2 separate regions of the Homo sapiens genome follow, and region 2 is linked to region 1. A link is a loop called in an ENCODE intact Hi-C map of the cell type or tissue named here. Cell type or tissue: heart left ventricle. All regions are shown on one strand. Links, peaks and the distances in the headings refer to the core of each region. The heading gives the core; the rest is flanking DNA. Region 1 has its middle 130 kb from the start of DEPDC1. Region 2 has its middle 230 kb from the start of DEPDC1.

Region 1 (5,389 bases), core at 261-5,260:
TGAACTCACCTGGATAAGCCAGGATAACATCTCATAGCAAGATTCTTAACTTCATTACATTTGCCCAATCTTAATTTCTTTTACTGTGTAAGGTAACATATGCACAGATTCTGAGGATTAGGTCATGAACATCTTTGATGGGCCAATATTCAGCCTACCATGGCAGTATCAGAATTCTGAAATCTTTGAAGTAAAAGGGAAAAAATTAATGAAAGCTTCTAGGAATCAAGGTCATAAAAGGCAATCAAATATTGAAAAATGGGCACGATGAGAACTGACCGATGAATACCAGCAATAAATAATATGTCACAATGCAGCAGCAAATATTTCAGATATATAACAAGGACATCCATGCAAAGGTATTTTTCGCAGCTTAACAACAGCATACAAAAGGAATAGAAAACAAGTAATAGAGTGAGAGATGGATGGGGTCAAGAAATACTTGTCAGAAAGGTGATGATTTAGAAAGTATATGGCCATTACTGTGAGAATAACAGAGTGGCACTTTTTTATTCTCAGTTTTCACTGGTGATCAGATAGTTGACCTCATGAGACAAAAAGAAGTCAGGGATTACTGTAAAAATATGGTATTGGGATTCATCTTTTTAAGCAAAAATTTTGCCATCTTCTGAAGTGGAAAGGTAAAAAGTCAAATAGTCTGATGTAGGTATAAAAGCTTAATTTTTATTTTGGAAATCATAATTTATATCTATAAATCCTATTTAAATGTACACGAATTTGTTGTCTAAAAGATATGCACATATTAGAAAATCATAACTTTTTCATTGGTAATAATCAAAATGATGAATTCTTGTCTCTCTCTCCATCTGCCCCCATCCCCTCCCCACCTTCTCTCCATTCTGTTGGCTGGCTTTAGTTCAGGCCTTCTTTTCCTATTTCCTGGATTATTCTTTTAGTGTAACTTGTCTCTAGATTTTTATCTACCCCTCTCTGATCTACTTTATATTATGCTGTTGTATTAATTAATTATGTCATTCCATGCTTAAAAACCTTTAATTTATTGCTGGAGAATAAACTTTACACCTTTTGGCCTGACATTGAAGCCCTTCTAAATTTAGTTGCCCTGATATGAATGAGTGACGTGCTGCAGGAGAAAGAGGTGAGGAGTTGGGAGACCTTGGCTGCTGCCCAATTCTACTGCTTACCAAACTGTGAACTTGGGCAAAGCAATTAGCTTCCACGAGCCAGAGCTACTTCATCTTGAAGTTGTAGAGTATCATAATGCCTGGATTAAAAGGTTGTTAAGGGAATCATATTTTTAAAACAATGACTATGAAAGCACTTTAAGTGGACAACAAAATGTTATCCTTATTCTTGTTTGTGATTATTCTTCCCATCTTTTCCTCCATTGAATGTCCTTACGCACTGTCTACTCTGAAGTATTTAATATTCTTCACAAATAGCCCACACTTTACTTTTTTGTATTAGTTTTCTATTGCTGCTGCAACCACAGTACACACAAATTTGGGGGCTTAAAACTATGCAAGTTTATTATCTTATAATTCTAGAGGTCAGAAGCGGAAAACGGGCCTCAGTAGGCTAAAATCAAGGTGTTGGCAGAGCTGTGTTTCTTCTGGATGTGCTGTGGGGAATTTGTCTGTTTGCATTTTCTGGCATCTAGAGGCTGCCCACATTCCAGCAATTGCATCACTCTGACCTCTGCTTTTGTTCTCCTGTCTCCTTCTCTGACTCACACTCCTGTCTCCCTCCTAGAAGAACTATCCTGACCGTGACCATGTTTAGGGCCCACTTAGATAATCCAGGATAATTTCCCCATCTCAATTCCCTTAATTTAATCACTCTTCAAAGTCCCTTTTGCCCAGTAAGATAATGTAGGGGTTAAGATATAGACACTTCCAGGGACCAATTTTTTTGCCTACCACATTTTGCTGAGTTTCTCCTTCCACCTTGGGTTTGCTACTCCCAAAGCACAAGTGCACATCCTACTTAAGTGTCTTCTTTGCTACAAACCTTTTCAGTTACTCCCAACTGGAAAAAAATCTCTTTCCTTAGTAAACTCTCTGTGGTAGGAGAAACATTTTTAAGGTGGCCACGTGTTTCCTCTACCAATCTTCAACTGGATATTTTGAATGTTGCTTTCTTAGCTACTCTCCACTTCTCAGATCTGTGAAGACAGGTGCTGACGAGGGACCCCAGGGGAGGGCAGATGATGAATGAAAGACTTTATTGTTTTAGAGCTCAGAGAGAAATCCTCCCATTGCTTTTCACAGCACCATGAAGGAACAAAATAAAGGGCTTTAATTAGTTGGCTATAAGCAGCTTCTTGGACTTTCTTAAGTGATTTTGAGAAAAGAGACAAGCAAGAAAGAACAAGCCTAGCAGTTACCTGTTCTTCCACGAAGCTCTGCCTAAGGATTAGGATGCTTAGGTTCCATCATAAACTTGACTGACAAGAGCCAAAAGTGTTTTAGGGTAAGACTGAGTCAACTGGTTCACAGGTATTAAGCTTAGAAAAATAAGAATTTTTTTTCATTGGACTGGAAGAATGGAAGCATAGTCTGTTTCTCTTAGACATAAATAACAAATAATGCATAATACATATATATTTTGTTTTTAGGATCACACATTTTTTTTCTAGCTAAATCCCAATATCTTTTAGCATTAGAATTTAAGGCTAACATAATTGTGACTAAAATTATAGTTTAGCCATAGAAAGATGTTAGCAGGATTCTTTCTTCTTCTTTAAAGAAATAGTTATCTAAAAAGATTTTATTCATAGTTCACAGGTTGGGCTTTAAAAAAATGGAGATAATTTTTAATTTTTAAAAAAACTGGATATCTTTCTCTACCTGATGATAATTATATAGGTAATACAATACTTACTAAGTCTTTAAAAAGTGATTATGGACAAGGACAGGTGTTTCAATGCTTAAAAAGAAAAACAAAAACAAAACCTCATCTAATAGAATCAGGTTATAAAGTAATCAGAATTCATCAGCAATAAAGTTTAATTCCATGGCACTGTACTGTTATCTGTCAAACATTCTTACAATTAAGAGAAAATATCTCCCAGCGTTTCCATGGTGCTAGAGCATTCCAGTAGAACAGCCAACCCACACAGGGCTGAGGAGCTATAAAATATTAATTCAGTATAAGTATGCATCTGACAATCTTAACATTTATTATAGGTTATAGCAATTTTGCCCTAACAAGTGATTCAGTTAAAATGAACACTGCCAAATATTGGAGAACAGGGTACACCTTCCCACTTTCTCAAAAGACAGGTTTTTTTAAAAAAGCTTAAGACAATAAGGACCATTTGCACAATAGAGAGCTTTTCATAATCACCATTTATATATCATGAGGGATAAGGAAGAATGAGGGTTGAACAACACCCATTGGAAATGTAGCTGGGGCATGCATGTAGGGGGCAGGGTGGGAGATTTTAGGGGCACAGCTAAAACAAGTTTGTTTCCAATAGGCCTTACTTGTCAGGAATCAAAGAACTGATAAAGTGGAAGAAAGAGGCTCTTTCTCCTAACCAATGCCAGAGGAAGAAAATATCTGAAAGGGAAGAAGGGGGCTTGGATCCTGTTTGACCAATCCTAACAGTGGTTCATCAGGGTGCCAGAAATAACACCACTCAGACAGGAACCACACTACATGTTGAACAAACTAAAAATCGTCATTTCTATTCCCAGTTAGAGAGAGGGCTTCATATAAGGTTCCTGTAAACTAAGCTAGTCCTCCTATGTCAGGACAGGAGTATTCATAACTTGTGAATGGGAAGCTTCTTTCATTATGTATATTTCCCCCTAAAACATTCCCTTTATTTGTTAAAAATATTTATATTATAAGAGGCTGAGATTTACAGTTAATTATTTTTAGAACTAATGAAAAGTCTAACAAATAACGTTTATTACTCACTGTTGTCGCTCAGGCTGGAGTGCAGTGGCACAATCTTGGCTCATTGCAACCTCCACTTCCCAGGTTCAAGCGACCCTCCTGCTTCAGCCTCCTGAGTAGGTGGGATTACAGACATGAATCACCACAACCAGCTAATTTTTGTATTTTTAGTAGAAACAGGGTTTCGTCATGTTGGCCAGGCTGATGTGGAACTCCTGACCTCAGGTGATCTGCCTGCCTCGGCCTCCCAAAGTGCTGGGATTACAGGTGTGAGCCCTTGTAATGTCTTTATGGTAACTCATTTTGGCATTTGTCATTCCTTTAACTATCATAGCTGGCACTTTTATCTGAAATGCTATAGTGAAGAAAGTCTAGTATAGATTCCAGGGAGCTATAGTGTTAACACCAGTGCCTCATTTGCAAAGTATTTGGGAGATGGAAAGGGATTTCTTGTTCAAAAATATTTAAGCCAATATTTTCTCACCCTCTCATCAACGATTGATTTTTTTACTCTTTCTAGTTTTTCAGACACTCATGGCCAGGGTCTGTAGGCATTGTCTTTTAACGAATGAAGAAAATATGAGTACCGAAATATACATGTCTTAAATAAGAAAATAAATACTTCAAACAACAAAATAAAGCCTTCTTTTTACTGTTAAAATGACTACTCCCAACAGAAAAGTGAGCACAGGAATGAATATGTAATTCACAATAATTTAATTATGAAAATAATGTTATAATTGTTAATAAGACCTAACATTTACCAGTTTTTTATTACTATTTTATTTTATTTTTATGAGAACCCCAAGGAGGAGGCTCTACTATTATTATTCTTGTTTTGCAGAGAATTTCTCTAACTTATCTAATATGACACAACTCTATGCAGAGAAACAAAATGCAAATAAACACCATGTGATTTTAGAGTCCAGGCTTTCACCACTGAAAAGTTCAAACTGATGAATAGAAGGAAGGAAGGAAGAAAGGGAAGAAAAAGAGAAAAAGAAGAGAATAACGGTCTACTCCTTTTACCTACCAAGTTGGCAGCTTTTGATTTTATTGTGGTTTTTAAAGATTAATTCTCAATGTTAGTGAAGGCTGGAGGAAACTTGAACTCATAGTATTTGTGGGACTATTAATGATACCATCTAACTCCCTTGCTAAAGCAGTTGACTCAGGAATGAGCACATGACCCAAATTCATCCAACGTGAAGTTTAGGCCTTTTGTTTGAGAATTGGGGAAAATGTGTTTTATTTTCTGAGCCTCAAGGAGTAAAAGTGTACTTCTAAGAGTAATTTGCAGCCCATTTTGTATCTGTGAGGCTCATAGCACTGTAGGCAGAGCAGGAGACCAAAACAAGCAGGGTTCTTGGTGGCATTGTTGTGCTACTGGAGAAAACCAATTCTGTGACCTGAATTATTTCTAGACTGTATTTATGAGATACATTAAAAAGGCTTTATTTAAGCCATTCCATTGATTGAGGCTTTTTTTTTTTCAGTAAAT
Region 2 (5,389 bases), core at 290-5,289, 100 kb after region 1:
TGCCTGACAGGATCATTATTTGTCCCAGAACCTCTTGCCCACAAATTCAAATTTAATATAATTCTTATATAATATTCTTTTTCTTCCCCTCCTGCTCCCAGCCTCTTAAGCTAAATGATATGCCAAGTGATGTTTTTAGCACATTAGAAAAATAGAAGGCACAGTGGTATAAAGGAATGAGCACAGGCTCTGCATTTATACAGACTTGCCCTAGATTTGTTATGTGACTTTGGACCCATGTAATCCCTCTATACCTCAGTTTCTACATTTGGAAAATAGTGGAATATCAAATTACATAAACATTACCCAGCATTAACTGCTTGTATATAGTAAGTGCTCAGTTAATATTAGATTCCTGGTCATTGGCACTGGGATCCTAAGGAAGCCAACTAACTAATTATACTCCCCTCTCCACGTTCTGAAAAAAATGATAAATAGATACTTTCATCACTGTGAAAGGAATATAAACTTTGGGGCCCCCTAAATCAGGAAGCTAAAGGGAAAAGTTAAGCTGGGAACTGCTTAGAGCAAACCTGCCTCCCACTCTATTCAAAGTCACCCCTCTGCTCACTGAGATAAGTGCATATCTGATTGCCTCATTTGGAGAGGCCAATCAGAAACTTGAAAGATGCAACCAAATTCTCCTAACTACCTATGACCTGGAAGCCCCCTCCCCACTTCAAGTTGTCCCGCCTTCACCTTGAGTTGTCCCGTTTCTGGACTGAACCAAAGTACATGTTACACATTTTGATTGATGTCTCATGTCTCCCTAAAATGTGTGAAACCAAGCTGTACTACTACCACCTTGGCCACATGTCGTCAGGACCTCCTGAGGCTGTGTCACAAGTGTGCATCCTTGACCTTGGCAAAACAAACTTTTTAAATTAACTGAGAACTGTCTCATATTTGGGGGGTTTGCATCACTTAGGGTCAAATCATCCACCGATTCCCACTAAAATTTAATGGAGAATCTAATTTACATCTGAGGTTCAAATGGGCTCTCAGTAATCTTCATAGGATTTTATGGTAGGTTACTAACCTACATTGTTACAAGGTAGAGACTTCGATGTTTTCCTTTAAGAACAGAGCCTGCTTAGCCTGAGTAACCTTTCACCCTCGAGGAAGTAAGAATGTGTACTTCCTAGGGGCAAGCTCTCTCCAAAGAGAGCCAAAAAAGGGGTAGAGCTATGTGCACTCATACTTCTTCTTTAACAATCTCTTTAGTTAAATAATTCATGATTTCTTCCTATGGAAAAAGTAAGAGAGGTGGTGTAGGGAATAACAGAGGCTTTTTCTCAATACTTCCTATTTTGCAGGATACAAAGGAATTTGGATACAGGAAGGAAATTGTTCCCTTCTATAATATACAACCCCATGTATTAATATATTAATAAATGTACTAAAACGATAAACAGAGCTTACAGGCAGACATGATGAAATCCTCTAATTCTTTGCTACCTACTGAAACTTTTGGCTATGACTCAAGCCTGGCACATAATAAAGAGGTGGTAGAAACCATTGTGTCATGCTGCCTTTTGCTTTCAAGCTGATACTTACTTATCAAATTTTCCCTGATAATCATTGTCATCATGGTACTGTACCTTCAGTAATGTTGTAGGCATAGTCATGCTTAGTGTTCAGGGGCAAAGCAGACAGCACAGGTGTCTAAAAATATTGAGTGCTAGTATATGGTGCAAGGTGAGGAGACTGTGGTTTCAGGGACACATAGCAAGGCCAGTCCAGCAGGCAGAGTGGCATTCTGAAGGTATAGCAGTGGTGAGCCCTCCAGTACTGCCTCTCCAATGCACCGTCACAGCCTCCTGTACTTTCCTCATTTATTCATTCATTCACCTTGTATGTGCCAGACATTATTCTAGGTTTGGGGAATGGATCAGTGAACTACCTAAACAATAACAAAGTCTCTGCCCTTATAGTGTTACCTCTCTGTCTTACAACTCTCCACTAGTTGTTAAGCTCATTTAGGGTAGAAATTGTGTTTCACTCATTGGTGAATCTCTACTGCTAGCACTGTGCCTAGGACTGCACTCAATACATGTTAAATTAAGGTTGAACTCACTAATATTGATTAATGATATGTTCTGACACATGGACAAAGCAAGTAAAAGGGATTCAAGTGGCGTTCTCTTTACATGTGAACCATGATATCTATGGTTTCCTATTGTATTTATTTGTTTCATGTTGTCAAAATGTGAATAACATTGAGATATCCAAGGAGGGAGGTAGGTAATTGACATTTAAAAAAGTCTGTCAAGGCTGGGCACGGTGGCTCACGCCTGTAATTCCAGCACTTTGGGCGGCCAAGGTGGGTGGATCATGAGGTCAGGAGTTCAAGACCAGCCTGGCCAACATGATGAAACCCCATCTCTACTAAAAATACAAAAATTAGCTGGGCATGGTGGCACATGCCTGTAATCCCAGCCACTTGGGAGGCACAGGCAGAATTGCTTGAACCTGGGAGGCGGAGGTTGCAGTGAGCTGAGATGGTGCCACTGAACTCCAGCCTGGGGGACAGGGCAATACTCTGTCTCAAAAAAAAAAAAAATTCTGTCAATAGGAGTGAATCTATTTATACACGGCACAAACTGGGGGACATGTCCATCTGCCCATAAATGGATACACACAGGTTTAGAATGGCATAATAGAGGAGGAGGCTCTTGAATTAAATCTTGCAAGCTAAGAAAATATTTCTAAAATTAAACACAAAATAAAAGACAATCATTTTATGTTAGCACTAGATGGCAGGGGAAGGCAGAGACCCACCACACTGCCTTCTTTAGATGGAGATCTCTGGGTAACTTAGAGAGGCACAGACTATGTCTGTGTGTTTGGGGTTCTTTGTGTATGTGGTTGACTTTTGTTTGATTTAGTCTTCAGAAAAAGGTGATCATAGTTTCTTTTGCTGATATATATATCTGTTACCCCCTAATGGCATCCCTGAAGTTACAGTAATACCTATGTCAAAGAGAAGGCATTTGAGACAGAGGGGAAAATCAGCAGACCTTGCTAACCAGATCCCTTCCTTCCCCCACCCCTGAGAATGGATGTTTCCTGGCAATGGAGAAACTGGGCATCGTGCCACCATGGAGGTGCCTGGACTGTTTGTAACAAACAGTTTCATTAGATTACCCACAATTTCTCGAGAGGTAATTCCATTAGACAGTGTTTATCAGTCATCATATGCTCTGCTTGTCATGACTCCCCTGTTCAGTAGCAGTAACACCCCCAGAACAATACTGTGTGTGTGTGTGTGTGTGTGTGTGTGTGTGTGTAAAAACAAAACTGTCTGGGATGCCTTACAGAAGAGGTATCTTCTGTGTAGTAATGAACATAAAATAGAAAGAGACTGAGTAGGCAGCATTAAAATGTAGGTACCCCACAAATAAACATATTATTGTGCTTTTAATTCAGGAATGAGATCTGCAGCAATAACCAGAAAGCACCTGAAAACATCAGACGTGGATTATTTAGGCTGTTTAGGTGACCTAAATTATGCAGTATCTTGTAAGTCTTCTGAGGGAAATTTTTTTTTATACTATTTGATTATTTTCTCTGGAATGATTAATTTCCTGGTACACTGGAATATTTATTTCTCCTGCTTTCTTTCCCTCTATCCTTGGCTCACATCTACAGGTATAAGGCTCATGTGGAACAAACCTATCACGTGCTCTCAGACTTGAGTGGACAATGTTTCTCTGTCTGATGTTTCTGGTCAAGATTTTGGAAGAGGTCTGTGCCCTCTAGTTCATACCTCCTATATATTATCTTTTAAAAATTTTCTTCTTTATATATGTAACTCTTTCTTCCTAATGTCACTCATCACTAGACTATATTTTTGTATGATTTAAATCTAATAACAATTTTTTCTTTTACATCTTTACTTAAATCATAGCTACTTTATTATCTTTTTCTCTATTTAGAGATATGAGTTCCTTAAAAATCATAATAATTAAAGATTCCTTTCTAGCGGTTAATTTTTAAGCATGTTAGGGTTTCAAGAGATGGGGGCATCTTGGTCACTTTTTGTTGTTGGTATTAAAAGCTTTTAGTGATATGAACCACCTTATCAAAACAATTTCCTATTACTAACATTCACTTATCCTCAGGTCTAGCTATTCTATTTTACTACCTACTATTCCCAGTCTCCTAGTTGCTTTTTACTGCTTCAACTTTTCCTTATGCTGGTCCTTCCTCCTGCAATAACCTTCCCCTTTTCTCTACAAAATCCAAAACTTTTCATCGTTTAGGACATCTCAGATTTTCATCTGTCCAAAACCTTGTTTGATCTATTCCTCTGAAAGCTCACAGAATTTAATCTGTACCTTACTGATAGGATTGATCAGTAATCTATTACCTACCATAAGCTACTTGAGGGTGGAACCAGTGCCAGATTTAACTTGGTATTTTTTCACAATGCTTAATGTTTAGTAGGTCCACAACAATCAATGTCACTTTTGTACGATTATTTCATCAACCTATCCCCTTTAAAAATATCTCATGAATTCTTCAGTCTTTGAGTGTTCTCTGTATATTACGCTATAAGCATCATATTCCTGGCTCATCTTGTTGGTAAAACAGTGTATTTTTTTTTAATATCCCCATTTAAACTGACTAGGGCCTGCCCTCAGTTTCCTAAATTTCTATTAAAAAGGGAAACTCGCTTATGCTATTCCCTTCTTCCAAAAATTTGCCCTTCCTCTTACCCATTATCTGCCTGCTTTTGTTCATTCTCCAGTGCCTCCAGGAAGTTTTTTGGAAAACTTTTATTTCAGGTTCAAGGTTACATGTGAAGGTTAGTTACATAGGTAAATTCATTTCGTGGGGGTTTGTTGCACAGATTATTTAATCATGCGAGAATTAATCCCAGTACCTAATAGTTATTTTTTTGCTCCTCTCCCTCCTCCCATCTCCAGGCCCTCCCACAAACCCCAATGTGTTGCTCCCCACTATGTGTCCTTGTGTTCTCATCATTTAGCTCTCACATATATCTGAGAACATGTGGTATTTGGTTTTCTGTTTCTGCGTTAGTTTGCTGAGGATAATAGCCTCCAGCTCCATCCATGTTCCCACAAAAGGCATGATCTCATTCCTTTTTATGGATACTGAAATTATATTTTGCCCAGAATTTATAGTTGTTATTGGCAGGAGGTTTGGTTTGTTAGGATCTATTCGGCTATTTCCAGAAGCTGAAACCCATCACATTATTTTTTAAAGCAATCACTACTTCATTGTTCCTTATATTAGGTGTAACTACTTTGAGACAAACAATATTTATGCAATTAAGTAAGTCCTGATACTTTATAAAATCTATATTGCTCTTTTATGGCCAGCTGCCTTTAATATTAATACACATAATGGATTGTTAATTTCA

Evidence for each region. Peaks named below come from ENCODE experiments on the same cell type or tissue, not always from the same donor. Only the 100,000 strongest peaks of a DNase experiment are listed, where the experiment ranks them.
Region 2: a loop joins it to region 1, with 13 times the contacts of the local background. A loop is called at or near these places in 11 of 110 quality-filtered maps.

Annotation. Positions count from the first base shown.
Region 1 is chr1:68,622,749-68,628,137 of GRCh38, forward strand. No RefSeq gene overlaps it. Among named protein-coding and RNA genes, the nearest start is that of DEPDC1, 130 kb to the left of the region's middle. In heart left ventricle, for the core only: no CTCF peak of the experiment used is centred there; no DNase peak of the experiment used is centred there; H3K27ac peaks cover 1,269 bases.
Region 2 is chr1:68,722,371-68,727,759 of GRCh38, forward strand. No RefSeq gene overlaps it. Among named protein-coding and RNA genes, the nearest start is that of DEPDC1, 230 kb to the left of the region's middle. In heart left ventricle, for the core only: no CTCF peak of the experiment used is centred there; a DNase peak (open chromatin) is centred at 3,091; H3K27ac peaks cover 277 bases.